Regions from separate parts of the Homo sapiens genome. Here regions 1 and 2 are each linked to region 3. Evidence: chromatin contacts called from ENCODE Hi-C or POLR2A ChIA-PET data. All regions are on one chromosome and are shown on one strand. Each heading gives the region's core, a stretch centred on a gene start or an enhancer-like site at or near the end of the contact. The rest is flanking DNA. Distances are from core to core; before and after follow the strand shown. Region 1 overlaps RREB1 (ras responsive element binding protein 1). Region 2 overlaps RREB1 (ras responsive element binding protein 1). Region 3 overlaps RREB1 (ras responsive element binding protein 1).

Region 1 (4,122 bases), core at 1,564-4,063, 35 kb after region 3:
AAAATTATTTGTTTATCCAAAATTCAAATTTAGCTCTGGGCATCCTGGGTTTTTTTTGTGGGTTTTTCTTTTTGCGCTAAATATGGTAACCCAAGGTAGTCAGGAGGTTTATGACAGGATGTTGAGGGTGGGTTGTGGGAATTGGTGTGAGCTGTGCTCTGTGTCCAGGTGGAAATGCATTCACAAAGCTTTGGAGAAGCTCGTGGAAGGATGTTTCTCCTAGATGAGGTGGAACAGCAGGAGGGAGGTCATGGAGCCACCGCTGGATACCTGAACAGTGTGCAGAATGGAGCCTGGGGAGGGAGAGGAATCTGGGAGCCAGAGGGGAGTTGTGGCTGGGAGCGATAGGACTCTCAGTGGCTGCACTGGTCACCAGAGCTTGCCACACAGACACGGCATTTCCTTCTGCTGTGGTGGGTCCTTGAATCCAGGGATTGAGGAGTAGCAAGTCAGGAGTGCCTATCCAGGGAGGACTCAAGGAGAACCAGGATTTCTAGATTTGTAAAGTATGTACTGCCCTTTCATACCACTGTCTCCCTGTTAAAATAGTTTAAGCCTGACAAGTAAAGCAACCATTCTAATGATGACAGCAGTTCAGGGAAGAAAATGCATCTTCAAGAGAAGGTGCCCCTTATAGCAATGTCTTTTGCTACCCTTTTTTGGGTGCCACCTGTTTATCGCCTACTGAGAGTTTATGGAGAAGTGAGTCTTTCTGTTACCACTTTTCAGAAAGCAGATGGTCTGGATCTGATGATTGGCTTGGCTCGCCCCCTTCCTCGGTGCTCCCACCTCCCCCTGCTGTCACCCAACCTCCCCATCTTCCTCTTCTAGTATTTTCTTTTTTAAGAGTTGTGCCCATGTCTTTGCAGGTGCCTGATATGTGTTCCCATTTGTGAATCCAGTCATGATTGCCTGGCTTTTGAATGCCAAAATGTCAGTGTTGGTTTAAAATTTAGTAGCATCTGAAACTGAGCAAGAAAGCAGGAGGTTTGTTTAAGTTAGGATGGGGTAGATATAAATATAAACATTCTGCCTCTTGTCCCTTAAAAGTTATTGATAACCTTGATAGATGTGTCTGCTTTGGCGCAGTCCCTGTATCCTACCATAATATGTTCTTGGTAGAGCTAGTCTTCATGACAATCCTGTGAGGGTGATGTCATCCATGTGTTGCCACAAGGAAATTGAGGTTTACTTTTAAGGAGCTAAGTAACTTGCCTACAGCCATATGGGGAATAAGAGATGGAGCTACTGTTCCAAGCCAGGGTCCGGTTCTGTGCAACTGCCCACTGGTCAGGGTGTGTGTGCCCAGTGTGTCCTCTGTGTGAAGGCAGAAGGCGGGCAGAGTGCACCTTCCATGTCTCCCTGTGTTCCCACATGTCCACATTGCAGAAGGTTTGGAAGTAGTTTGAGATAAGGGGGGACACCACTGTGGATCAGAATGTTATTAGCTAATTTCAGACTTAATGACTACAGAATCGTGTTAGCCACATGCATAGACACTGTATGAAGGTTGGTGCCCATTGAGCTCCATTAATTTCCTTTGCTGGGCTTCACTCTCAGCTTCCAGGGATGTTCAGCATCACCACTGCTAAATCATGTTATATGGAGCACTTGGCTACATCCAGTGTCGTGTTAGAGCATTTTCCATTCACGGAGCATTAGAGCTGGAAGGAGCCTGGGAAGTCACCTGATGGCCCCTCAGCCCACAGACCTGATCTTTCTCCTGGTAGGCAGCTCTGCTGTCACTCAGAACCACATGGATCCTTGGCTCCCTAGGCTTCTGTGAGGCGCTGTCTCCAAAACTTTGAAAAAAGTCTTGAGTGTACACATGTTAAACATTGACTCTGCAGCCACCCTGCAAACAAAGGTGTTATTCGGAGAAGATGTTCTGTGGGGTATTTTTGTTTTTTCTAGTTTTTTGCTTTTGTACAGACAAGGTCTCACCATGTTACCCAGGCTGTTCTCGAACTCCTCAGCTTTGCAAAGTATTGGGATTTTAGGCGTGAGCCACGGTGCCTGGCCGTTTTGTGTTTTTGAGTACAGTGTTAAAATCTAGCTGAGTTCCAGCCAGAAGCATTGAGCAGCATCTGGTTTTGGACTGCATTTAAACAAACTGTCTACACCTTGAATGCTGGCCTCCTCCTACCCCCTCAGCAGATTACTGTACTGTCTCTACTTTGTCTCAAAACACGTGTTCTCCAGTCCTCCCAGTCCTCAAAGGGGCAGCAAGAAGCAGATCCGGTGTTCAGTGTCCAACGAGGGGTATACCTGCTGGCTGCTGGCAAGGAGCATGTGGCCTCAGCCTTTTCTTGCTCCCGGCTCAGGTTCCAGGAACTGTGTTTGATGAGGAAGCTGGCAGGGCTGTCATTTTTCATACCCCCTGGCACAGTCTCCACACACACCTGCCTTTCCTCCTTCCTTCCACTCCTCTCCAGCTCTCTCCCAGACCATACTTTCCTGCTGATGAGGACAGTTCCTGGTTCCTTACCTTTCTCTACCTAAACGCGCCACTCCATAGGAGACAAGAGTGCACTGTTCCTGCCTTTACCCCTCGGGAGCATCTCGTGTGTTTTTAGGCCACAGGTGGAGGAGAGGGTGCCAGGAAACACAGCCAGTCTGTTCTAGCCTCTGTCCTCATTTTCTTCCCCCTTCCCTTTGCTCCAGTTCCTTGTCCCACAGTGATGGGCTTGGGACTATGGGGTGTCCATTCCGGGCTTCCCTGGCTTGCTTACTTTCTCATGGGTGCTTTGAGCGCCTTTTTTGAGCCGGCTCAGGCTTTCCCCCCACACCCTTTCCTCCCTGCTTCTATCTGGCAGTGAGGGTCAGAGCTTCGGTCAGTGAGTCATCCAAACCTGGGTGTGGAAAGCACCTGGGACACCACTTGTATTTGGCTCCTTTTAGCTTTCTTAAAAGACAGCTTTGGCCGTTTGTACCCAGTCCTGTGTACACTTCTGCCAAATACAGAGAGAAAATACCAAAAGAAAGAAACCTGCCTGCAGGGGTGGAGGAGCAATGGAGAGAAGGCTGGGCTGCTCAGGCTGTCATCTTGTTACAAAAAGAAAAGCAACTGCAAGGTTTTCTATGCTAGTTAGACCCCACCTTTCTAACCCTGATTGTCTTTGAAAAATGAACAGAAATGTTTTCAGTTCTGTTTTTTTTTTTTTTTATCTTGGAGGCCAAGGCCCCAATCTCCTCATCAAACTATTCTCACTGTTCACTCTTCTCTTGCCCCAATGTCCTTCTTCGTTTCTTGACTGTTCTGGGAGAGTAAACACTGGCTAATTTTTTTTGTTTGTTTTTGGAGGTTTTTTTTTTTTTTTTTTTTTTTTTGAGACAAGCTCTCACCCTGTCACCCAAGCTAGAGTGCCTGTGTGCACCCTGGCTAGAGTACAGTGGCATGATCACAGCTCACTGCAGCCTTGAACTCCTGGCTGAGTTCAAGTGATCCTCCTGCCTCAGCTTCCCAAGTAGCTGGGACTACAAGTGCACATCACCATGCCTGGCTAATTTTTTTATTTTTTGAGACAAATTCTTGCTCTGTAGCTCAGGCTGGAGTGCAGTGGCGTGATCTTGGCTCACCACAACCTCTGCCTCCCGGGTTCAAGCGATTCTCCTGCCTCAGCCTCCAGAGTAGCTGGGATTACAGGTGCGCGCCACTGCACCCAACTAATTTTTTGTATTTTTAGTAGAGACAGGGTTTCACCACATTGGCCAGGCTGGTCTTGAACTCCCGATCTCAGGTAATCCACCAGCCTCGACCTCCCAAAGTGCTAGGATTACAGGTGTGAGCCTCCGTGCCGGCCTTTTTTTTTTATTATTATTTGTTATAGAGACAAGGTCTCACTGTGTTGCCCAAGTTGGTCTTAAACTCCTGGGCTCAAGCGATCCACCTCCGTTGGCCTCCCAAAGTGCTGGGATTATAGGCATGAGCCACTCTGCCCAGCTGGCTGATGGTTTAAGCGCTCGCGTTGGGGCTTGCAGAATGCTGTAGGTCCTGAGTGCGCAGGTAACTCACTGTGGTTACAGGTGCTTTTACAAATCCCCTTCTAAAGCAGTTATTCGTGGCAGCTACCAAATAAATAGAATCATTTGCTACTTTCTATATAGATGGCTGGCCAACAA
Region 2 (3,682 bases), core at 840-3,339, 47 kb before region 3:
GTTTTCATTATTGTTAATTGACTTTTTTTATGTCTCCTGAAAGACAGAAATGAAGAAAATAATCCACTCACCAAAAAACCCAACAGTTGCTGAATAGCTATGAAACATATGAAAGAAATTCAGCCTTTAGCATTGGGGCCTTTTTATTATTCTCAAGTTTGATTTTACAGCTGAGCTATAAATGTGACCAAATGCATCACATGAGTGTTTACCTTTTTTTTCCTTTCCTTTTTGGCCACATGGAAGTACCTAAAGAGATGGAATGTGACACACCCAGAGAATGAGGCACTGGAGGGGCCTATGAACTTGAGAAGGCCAGGAGCAGCAGGGTCCCTTCATCTCAGTGCTTAGCTTTGCCAGTGCTAAGTGGGAAGCAGAAGTCACTGAGCTCCTTAGCAAGTGAGTTTTTAAAATGTGTGTGTGTACACAAAGGAGTTGTTCCAGTGCTCTCTGTAGAAAGTGCTAGAGAGAATTCTAGCAGGAAATTCCACCACCTTTGAGATTAGTTGTCAATCCCACTAAAAGATAGCCCTCCAAAGAAGTGCTGCTTTGCTCTGCAGACCTGAAAGGTCCTATGCGATTCTCTTACATACTTCTTAGTTCCCTCTCCCCAATTCTTTTAATTTTGTGTATTTCATGAATTTTGTAGTCTTAAGTTGTTAATTGAGGTGTTCTGGATTGTAATGTGTTTTGGTGTGTGTGTGTGACAGTGAAGGAGGTATTAATCTTTGTGAGAGGGTTTTTTTTTTTTTTTTTTTTTGAGGAAAATATTTTTAATGTTTCATTCCACAGTCTGGTAAGTTGTATACTGTTGACAGCTCATTACCTACATGTTAAACTGCAAAATGTTCCTAGATTAGTAGAACTATTATTTTTTTTTAAAAAAAGTAGCTTTGTGGTTAAATTCTGATGCCCTTAAAGAGATCACTTTCTCCTGTTTTGGCAAAACAAGTTATCAGTCCACACGTGATTACATAAATAAAATTGAAACCCTTTACTCTTGCTCCTCCCTACTCAATTAAAGTCAAGGGATTCCAGTAGTGGTATACACACACACACACACACACACACACACACAAATCCTCCAATGTATTTACTTTTCACATTTTTAATACATTTTAGCGGACTGAGCTTTCTAAATTATTAGCAACTAGTACATAATCATGTTGCAGTAAATAATTTTTTTAGTTAGTGAGAAACAGACCGAAAATAGGAGGTTAAAAACAGTTCATCTGTTTTGGTGAATAGAAGTGAATGAGAGTAGGGTAGAAATTCTGGCTGATTTTATAAAATATCTCAGATCTGTTTGATAGGTTGGGCTTAAGACTGATGATGTGGGCATCCTCTTTATAATGAAGTCAGGCTAAGCGAAGCTATGTTGAAGTATCAAACAAAGCCTGAAATCCCAGTGGCTCAACCCATAAAGTGCCGTTGCTTGTTGGTGTAGAATCCTCTGCAGGTCTGGCAGCTCTCTAGTATAGCTCCCTTACAAGTGGTAACCCAGGGATCCAGGCTGCTCTTGTCTTATAGCTACTCTGTCATTACACATGCTTCCAGGTTGCCACCACAAGGAAAGAGCTAGTGGGTTACATACTGACTTTGAAAGGCTGCAGTCTGGAAGTGATGGCTGGTACTTGTGCTCACAGCTCATTGGCCAGGACTAGTCATGTGACCTGCCTGACCACAAAGGTATACGGTTGCCAGGAAATATGGAAGAATATGTGGATATTCTTTGAGCAGTGAGCATCTTTGCTTTATTCTCCTTTTCCATTTCATCTCCATAAGGTTCTCTATGCACATAAACTAGATGAAGCTTAGGCCTGAAGCCTAGAACATAATGACACTTTGGTTCTCAAAGTGTGGTCCCCAGACAAGCAGCATTAGCATCACCTGGGAACTTGTTAGAAACACAGATTCCTAGGCCCCACTCCAGCCCTGCTGAATCAGAAATGTGGAGGTGGGGCCCAGAAATCTGTTATCATAAGCTCTCCAGGTGCATACTAAAGTTTGAAAATGACTGCCCAGTGGGAGTACAATGTTTGTAGCACCTGTTGAACTCATCACTGGGGACGTGAAGGACTAATAGACACTTGCTAATGTGAACGTACAGTATGTGTGCTCAGGTGTGAGCATGTATATGATAATAAAAAGCACTGAGGGATGGTATCATGTGTGCCAGACAGGTTTTAGCACTTTATAGATTTGACTAATCTATTTCTCAGAACAGTCATATGATTTCAGTATTATTATTGTCTCCATCTCACAGATGAGGAAATTGCAGAACTGAGAGGTTCCCTAACTGTCTAAGGGTCAGGCCACTTACCACTGCTGGCAAGTGGTAGAGGCAGGATTTGCGATGTGGTTCCAGAGCCTACTCCTTAACTACCATGCAATTCCGCTTGTTCATCTTTGGGTGGTTACCCACCGGGCCTTAAGGTAGTCTTTTCATTTTTTCTTGAATGGAGACAGTCTGTCAGAGTTCGCAGGAAGTGTGGTGTGCTGGTGACAGTTCACATTCCAAGTTAAGCCCCCTTACCACGAGCTTCATTCGTTGGTGGTTTACGTGTGGGGGGTGCTGGTGACAGTGTTGGTCAATACTAGAGGGGCATGGCTAGGCAGCAGCTGCCCAGTCATTTAAAACTGAACAATAAATAGAACGGGGTTGTTAGGGGCGGAACGAAGGGGCCTAGTGGGAAGTGGTTTCTCAGAGGGAGATAGTTCAGTCGCACTAGAAGAATATTTTCTTCAGTTAACCTATGTGTAATTTTCAGGCTTATGAGAAGAAAGGCCCTGTTCTCATCACCCTCCCTTTTGATTCTTCTTTGGTCTTTTTCCATCATCCATCTGCCTGCCCTGAGATGCTCATCTGAGGCCTGATTCCATCAGGTGGTCTGAAGAAGGTTTCTATGAAGTCTTTATGAGCTGGACTTCAGTTTTGTTTTGTTTGTTTGTTTGTCTGAGACAGAGCTTTGCTCTGTTGCCCAGGCTGGAGTGCAGTGGCACGATCTTGGCTCACTGCAACTTCCGTCTCCCGGGTTTAAGCGATTCTCCTGCCTCACTCAGCCTCCCGAGTGGCTGGGATTATAGGCCTGTGCCACCACACCCAGCTAATTTTCATATTTTTGGTAGAGACAGGGTTTCACCCTGTTGGCCTGGCTAGTCTCGAACTCCTGACCTCAGGTGATTGGCCTGCCTCAGCCTCCCAAGGTGCTGGGATTACAGGCGTGAGCCACAGCATCCGGCCAGGACTTAAGTTTTAATAGAGAAAATGTGTTTTCCCTTCCAAGAAACCTGATAAAATAGTTTCCTCCCCTTGCACTTGGGAAATCCAGATAGAGTTAGATGTGATTTAATCTTTTGAATTTTGAACTGATTGAAAAGGATTTTCCAAGTGACATTAAGAACTTGCATCCTTTTAAATTTTTTAATTATTAACTGCATTTTCTTTCTTCCAGGTGGGTCTATTATTTGTTGTTGTTTAGGTGTCCTTTGCTGGCCCATGTATTCCCTTGGCTTCTTTGTCTTTTGTGTTCAGCAGACTAGAACTGAGACAGCTCCTTGGCAGCTCTGTCCTGGACAGTACCGGCTTTAACTCTAGGTAGAAGATAAAGATAGCATCACCCCTTTCGGGTTTCATGTTGGCTGGGAACAGCTGCTAAGCTTTGTATAACTCACAAAGTAA
Region 3 (3,928 bases), core at 911-3,410:
AGAGGCCCATAATCTTCCCTCCAGAGTGGAGATTTTCCACTAGATAAGACATGGAGAAAAAGAGCGGATATTTACAAATCTGTTTATTGCAGCAGAATGTCTGGGCTACCAGTTCCCCCCAGTAGCATTATTAAGCTTTCACCACATAAGCTTATTGATTGATTAAACAAATTTAGCCTTTCTTTACATCTCGTTGGCTGGATTTGAAACCTGGGTGCTTTTGTTTTTACTTCAGTAGTGGTTTAAAGAAGGGCGACATTTTCTTTGGTGCTTCTGAGTCCTCTGATAGCTCCGCCTAACTTTTCTGGCCAGGGCTGATAAAGGATACTCCCTGGAATGGTCAAGAGCCTCAATTTCTTCATCTTTAGTGGGGGTAACGTTTACTCACAAAATCCGTTAGAAGGATTAAATGCTGTAACATATACTCAAGCCTCTGGCTCACGTTAGGTGCTCAACAAATTGTAGTTCAAGGCCTTCCTTTCTCCTCTCCCTTAAGATATTTAACCCAGCAGTTCCTTATACATACTAGTTCAGCAGATGGATTTACTAAAGTGAGAAAATAGACTCCCAGCTTCTTAACAATTGGGGCAACGTAGACTGCATTCTAAGAACCCAAGAACCTGGTAACAGTGCTGTGTATCATGTGCTGAATTTCCATGGCCAAGTTGTGCAAATCCTTATTATTTGAACACTTGCCTTTTTTTCTTCTTTTTTGATTGCTTGTTCTATGATGTTTACATATATATGTGTGTGTGCTTGGGTTTTGTGTGTGTGTGTGATTTTTTTGTTTTGTTTTGTTTTGTTTTGAGACGGGGTCTCACTCTGTCTCCCAGGGTGGAGTGCAGTGGTGCCATCATAGCTCACTGCAACCTCAACCTCCCAGGCTCAAGCGATCCTCCCACCTTACCCTCCCGAGTAGCTGGGACTACAGGCACACTCCACCATGCCTGGCCTATTTTTATACTTTCTTAGTGTGGATTTGCATTAATACTATTAGATGAGATTCTGTGGTTCTTTCCAGAATTTTTACTTTGCATTTTAGAAATCTGTGAATAATCGAAAGCTGCCACTATCCTCTGAGAAAAAGGGTAGGCAAGTGTGATCTGTCACTGAATTTTATTCTTCAAATTAGATAAAAAGTGTAAGAAAATTATCAAAGCTAAAAGTTGGCCAATTTTAATTGACAGTCTCTTGTGTAGCCTGTTTTTTATTTGCTAGACTTGACCTTCCTCAAAACATTTTTCCCTTTTACTTTGTGTTTTTTTCTTTTCTAATACCCTTTAACAATCAGCACAGCTTATTTTATATATATGTGTGTGTGTATATATGTATGTATGTGTGTGTATATATATATATGTATGTGTGTATATGTGTGTGTGTGTGTGTGTGTGTGTGTGTGTGTGTGTATTTTTTTTTTTTTCTTTTTTGAGATGAGGTTTCACTCTTGTCGCCCAGGCTGGAGCGCAATGGCACAATCTCTGCCTCCTGGGTTCAAGCAATTCTCCTGCTTCAGCCTCCCGAGTAGCTGGGATAACAGGCATGCGCCACCATACCCAGCTAATTTTGTATTTTTAGTAGAGATGGGGTTTCACCATGTTGGCCAGGCGGGTCTCAAACTCCTGACCTCAGGTGATCCGACCACCTCAGCCTCCCAAAGTGCTGGGATTACAGGCGTGAGCCACCATGCCTGGCCTATTTTATATTTTTGAAGAAATATTTGAAAAACCTCTTGTGGCCGATGCTTACTTTTGATTTAGAATTTCTCTCTGAATTGAATTGACCAAGTTCATGTTCAGTTATGCCAAAGAGCATAACAATCATAAAACTGTCCAAGTGGACACTGTCCCCTCAGTGGACATGTTAAGCAACAATCAAGCCTTTTTCGTCCTATCACTGGTTCTCAAATTTATGATCTGGTTCATAATTAGTTTTTTATCATTTGGCCAACTGGATGCTAATATTTATAACTTAAGTTTTCTTCTGTTTTAGCAGAGTTGTTGTCAGTTTGTGTTTTGGAAAGGAAATGCAAAATAAATTTTATCTTTAATGCAAGCAGTACAGTATTTTTGACATATCTTGTTGAGGTATTTCAGCAGCTCAGTCTTACCGGGTAAAACTGGTGGATGGCAGCAGAATCTGGAACATCGTGCTTGCCCACACTTGAACAGCAGGCAGTGGTGAGAGTGAGAAATTAGGTTAGGGAAGGTTAGGGATGGGCTTGCTGGGGGTAGGATGACTAGCAGAGAGCTGGCCTCTGCTCCGGAATGCAACATGCCCAGGTGTCCTCTCCCACCATGCCCCTCGTCTGATGCACTGAGAACTTTGAACAGGTCCTGAGTGTGTGTCCGGTTTAGTTTCATAACTCGAAAGTAGCAAAGTCAAGAGGGAGCCTGACTTCCAGCATTAGATCACAAAATGAAACCTGCAGGGAGCTGGCAGCATTTCCACCGTAGCACTTCACAGGGCTTTATACCTTACATTTTTCCGCCTTTGTTTAAATATCCAACCTGTCCGACCTGTTCGGGCTGAACAAGCTGGTGCTAGCAAACACTGAAGCGTGCCCACTCACTGTCAACCTTTTTCTGATGTGTTAAGGAAGGTGATTAGTGGCAACATTGTCCCCCCCCCCCAACCCCCATCCCACCCTCCCCACTGAAACATGAACAGGAAGCACTGAAGTCTTAGCCTGTGTATTCATGACACGGATCCTCATCTCACCTTTGGCATGTCTGTGTGCCTGTGGGCCATCCTCAGCTTCTCTTGGGGCTCTGGGATGCTTAGTGGAAAGGTTGTTGGCCTTCAGTGGAGACAGATTTTGTATTTCCTTAAACCGGAGATTCAGTTGCATAATGGGTTCATTGGTCCTGTGGTGTCAGCACTTAATTCTTCCTTTTCATGCTTATATAACCCAGCTTGCTCAAGAGGACTGCTGTTCCAAGTTTATGGGTGGGAAAACTGAGGTCTGCCATGCTGCAGGTTCTTCTGGGGCCCTCCTCTCCAGTTTCTGTTGGTAGATGGTGTACTGTTCCTCCCTCGACATCTCTGGAGAACAGAGGCCATGTGTGCACCATGTCCATCCGTTTTAGATAAAAGTGGCTATAGACGGCCTTGGTCATACAGAAGGGCTCTGTCGCCTGGTTGGTCTTGGGAGGTGACATTTCTCTTTGGATTCATTTATATTCATTCTCTCTCCAATCTTGGTTCCCCTTTCCTTGCCAGCAGTTTCTCAGTGGCCCGTAAGTAATATAACACAACATCCCCAGAGTGGGTGGCTTTCCTTTTTCACTACGCTGCTTCTTGCACTCGCCCACGGCACCTTCCACTTCCCTTGTGGGCGCATGGCCGACCATCTGGGATGGCCCCACCCGTGCATTTCTTGTTCCTCTTTTGGAACTGGCTGAGGAGTAGCAGTGACTTAGCACTGCCCTATCATGAAGATAGTCATCTCTTCCTCCTGCACAGAAAGTGAGTAAGTAACTAGGTCCTGCCTTCTTGAAGACACCTCAAGTGATCGCCTTTCAAGCTGAAGTGGGAAATGGCCCGTGACTTCAGCACTTCCCTCCTCCTACAGAGCTTAGGTGTGGGGATTGGGGTGTATGATTTTAGTCGTTGCCCTGGGAAGCTGGTCTCTGGTGGCCGGCGATGGCTTCCCTCAGAGGGGACAGCTCTGGGCTCTTGAGATCACTTTGGGAATGATGACTTCAGTTGGGGCACCATCACCTCAGACTGTAATATGGGGATATTCAGCATCCCTGCTGGGAGAGGCCAGCCATGAGTGTGGGGATTTGGACCCCAGGCTGCATGTAAATGTTGAGGAAACTGAGGGAGGTTAGCCTGGGGAAGAAGAAGAGGCCATGGCAACACAGCAGCTGCCCTGAGGTATCTAAGGCCTGTCCGTGGGAAATGAGAGCCTTCCACTGATGTCTCT

Evidence for each region. A loop is a pair of places that touch in the nucleus more often than their neighbours do. ChIA-PET counts read pairs that join two places held with the same protein, here RNA polymerase II (POLR2A). Pooled maps may share reads with other maps.
Region 1: a map of PC-9 shows a loop between it and region 3 (2.6-fold over the local background). The contact joins two enhancer-like sites. A Hi-C loop is called at or near these places in 2 of 168 maps with a recorded cell type or tissue (PC-9 and lower leg skin), 2 of 37 single-sample maps with no recorded cell type and 5 of 50 pooled maps. POLR2A ChIA-PET finds 5 or more read pairs at or near these places in 11 of 52 experiments (B cell, Caco-2, GM12878 and 7 more).
Region 2: a loop to region 3 is called in a map of CD4-positive, alpha-beta T cell, with 2.4 times the contacts of the local background. The contact joins two enhancer-like sites. A Hi-C loop is called at or near these places in 10 of 168 maps with a recorded cell type or tissue (B cell, CD4-positive, alpha-beta T cell, K562 and 6 more), 23 of 37 single-sample maps with no recorded cell type and 16 of 50 pooled maps. POLR2A ChIA-PET finds 5 or more read pairs at or near these places in 10 of 52 experiments (BJ, GM12878, K562 and 6 more).

Annotation. Positions count from the first base shown.
Region 1 is chr6:7,233,583-7,237,704 of GRCh38, forward strand. All of the region lies in intron 10 of RREB1 (ras responsive element binding protein 1), which reads left to right. Among named protein-coding and RNA genes, the nearest start is that of SSR1, 78 kb to the right of the region's middle. RefSeq lists enhancers at 2,542-2,641, 2,922-3,021. Within about 2 kb of position 2,814, at least 14 of the 41 ENCODE cell types and tissues checked have a DNase peak (open chromatin) inside an H3K27ac peak, as active enhancers do; they include GM12878 and PC-9, where a contact is called at or near this core.
Region 2 is chr6:7,152,367-7,156,048 of GRCh38, forward strand. The region is part of intron 1 of RREB1 (ras responsive element binding protein 1); the gene reads left to right. Among named protein-coding and RNA genes, the nearest start is that of RREB1, 46 kb to the left of the region's middle. Within about 2 kb of position 2,090, at least 5 of the 41 ENCODE cell types and tissues checked have a DNase peak (open chromatin) inside an H3K27ac peak, as active enhancers do; they include B cell and GM12878, where a contact is called at or near this core.
Region 3 is chr6:7,198,876-7,202,803 of GRCh38, forward strand. All of the region lies in intron 6 of RREB1 (ras responsive element binding protein 1), which reads left to right. Among named protein-coding and RNA genes, the nearest start is that of RREB1, 93 kb to the left of the region's middle. RefSeq lists enhancers at 2,161-2,455, 3,220-3,369, 3,420-3,469. Within about 2 kb of position 2,161, at least 21 of the 41 ENCODE cell types and tissues checked have a DNase peak (open chromatin) inside an H3K27ac peak, as active enhancers do; they include B cell, GM12878 and PC-9, where a contact is called at or near this core.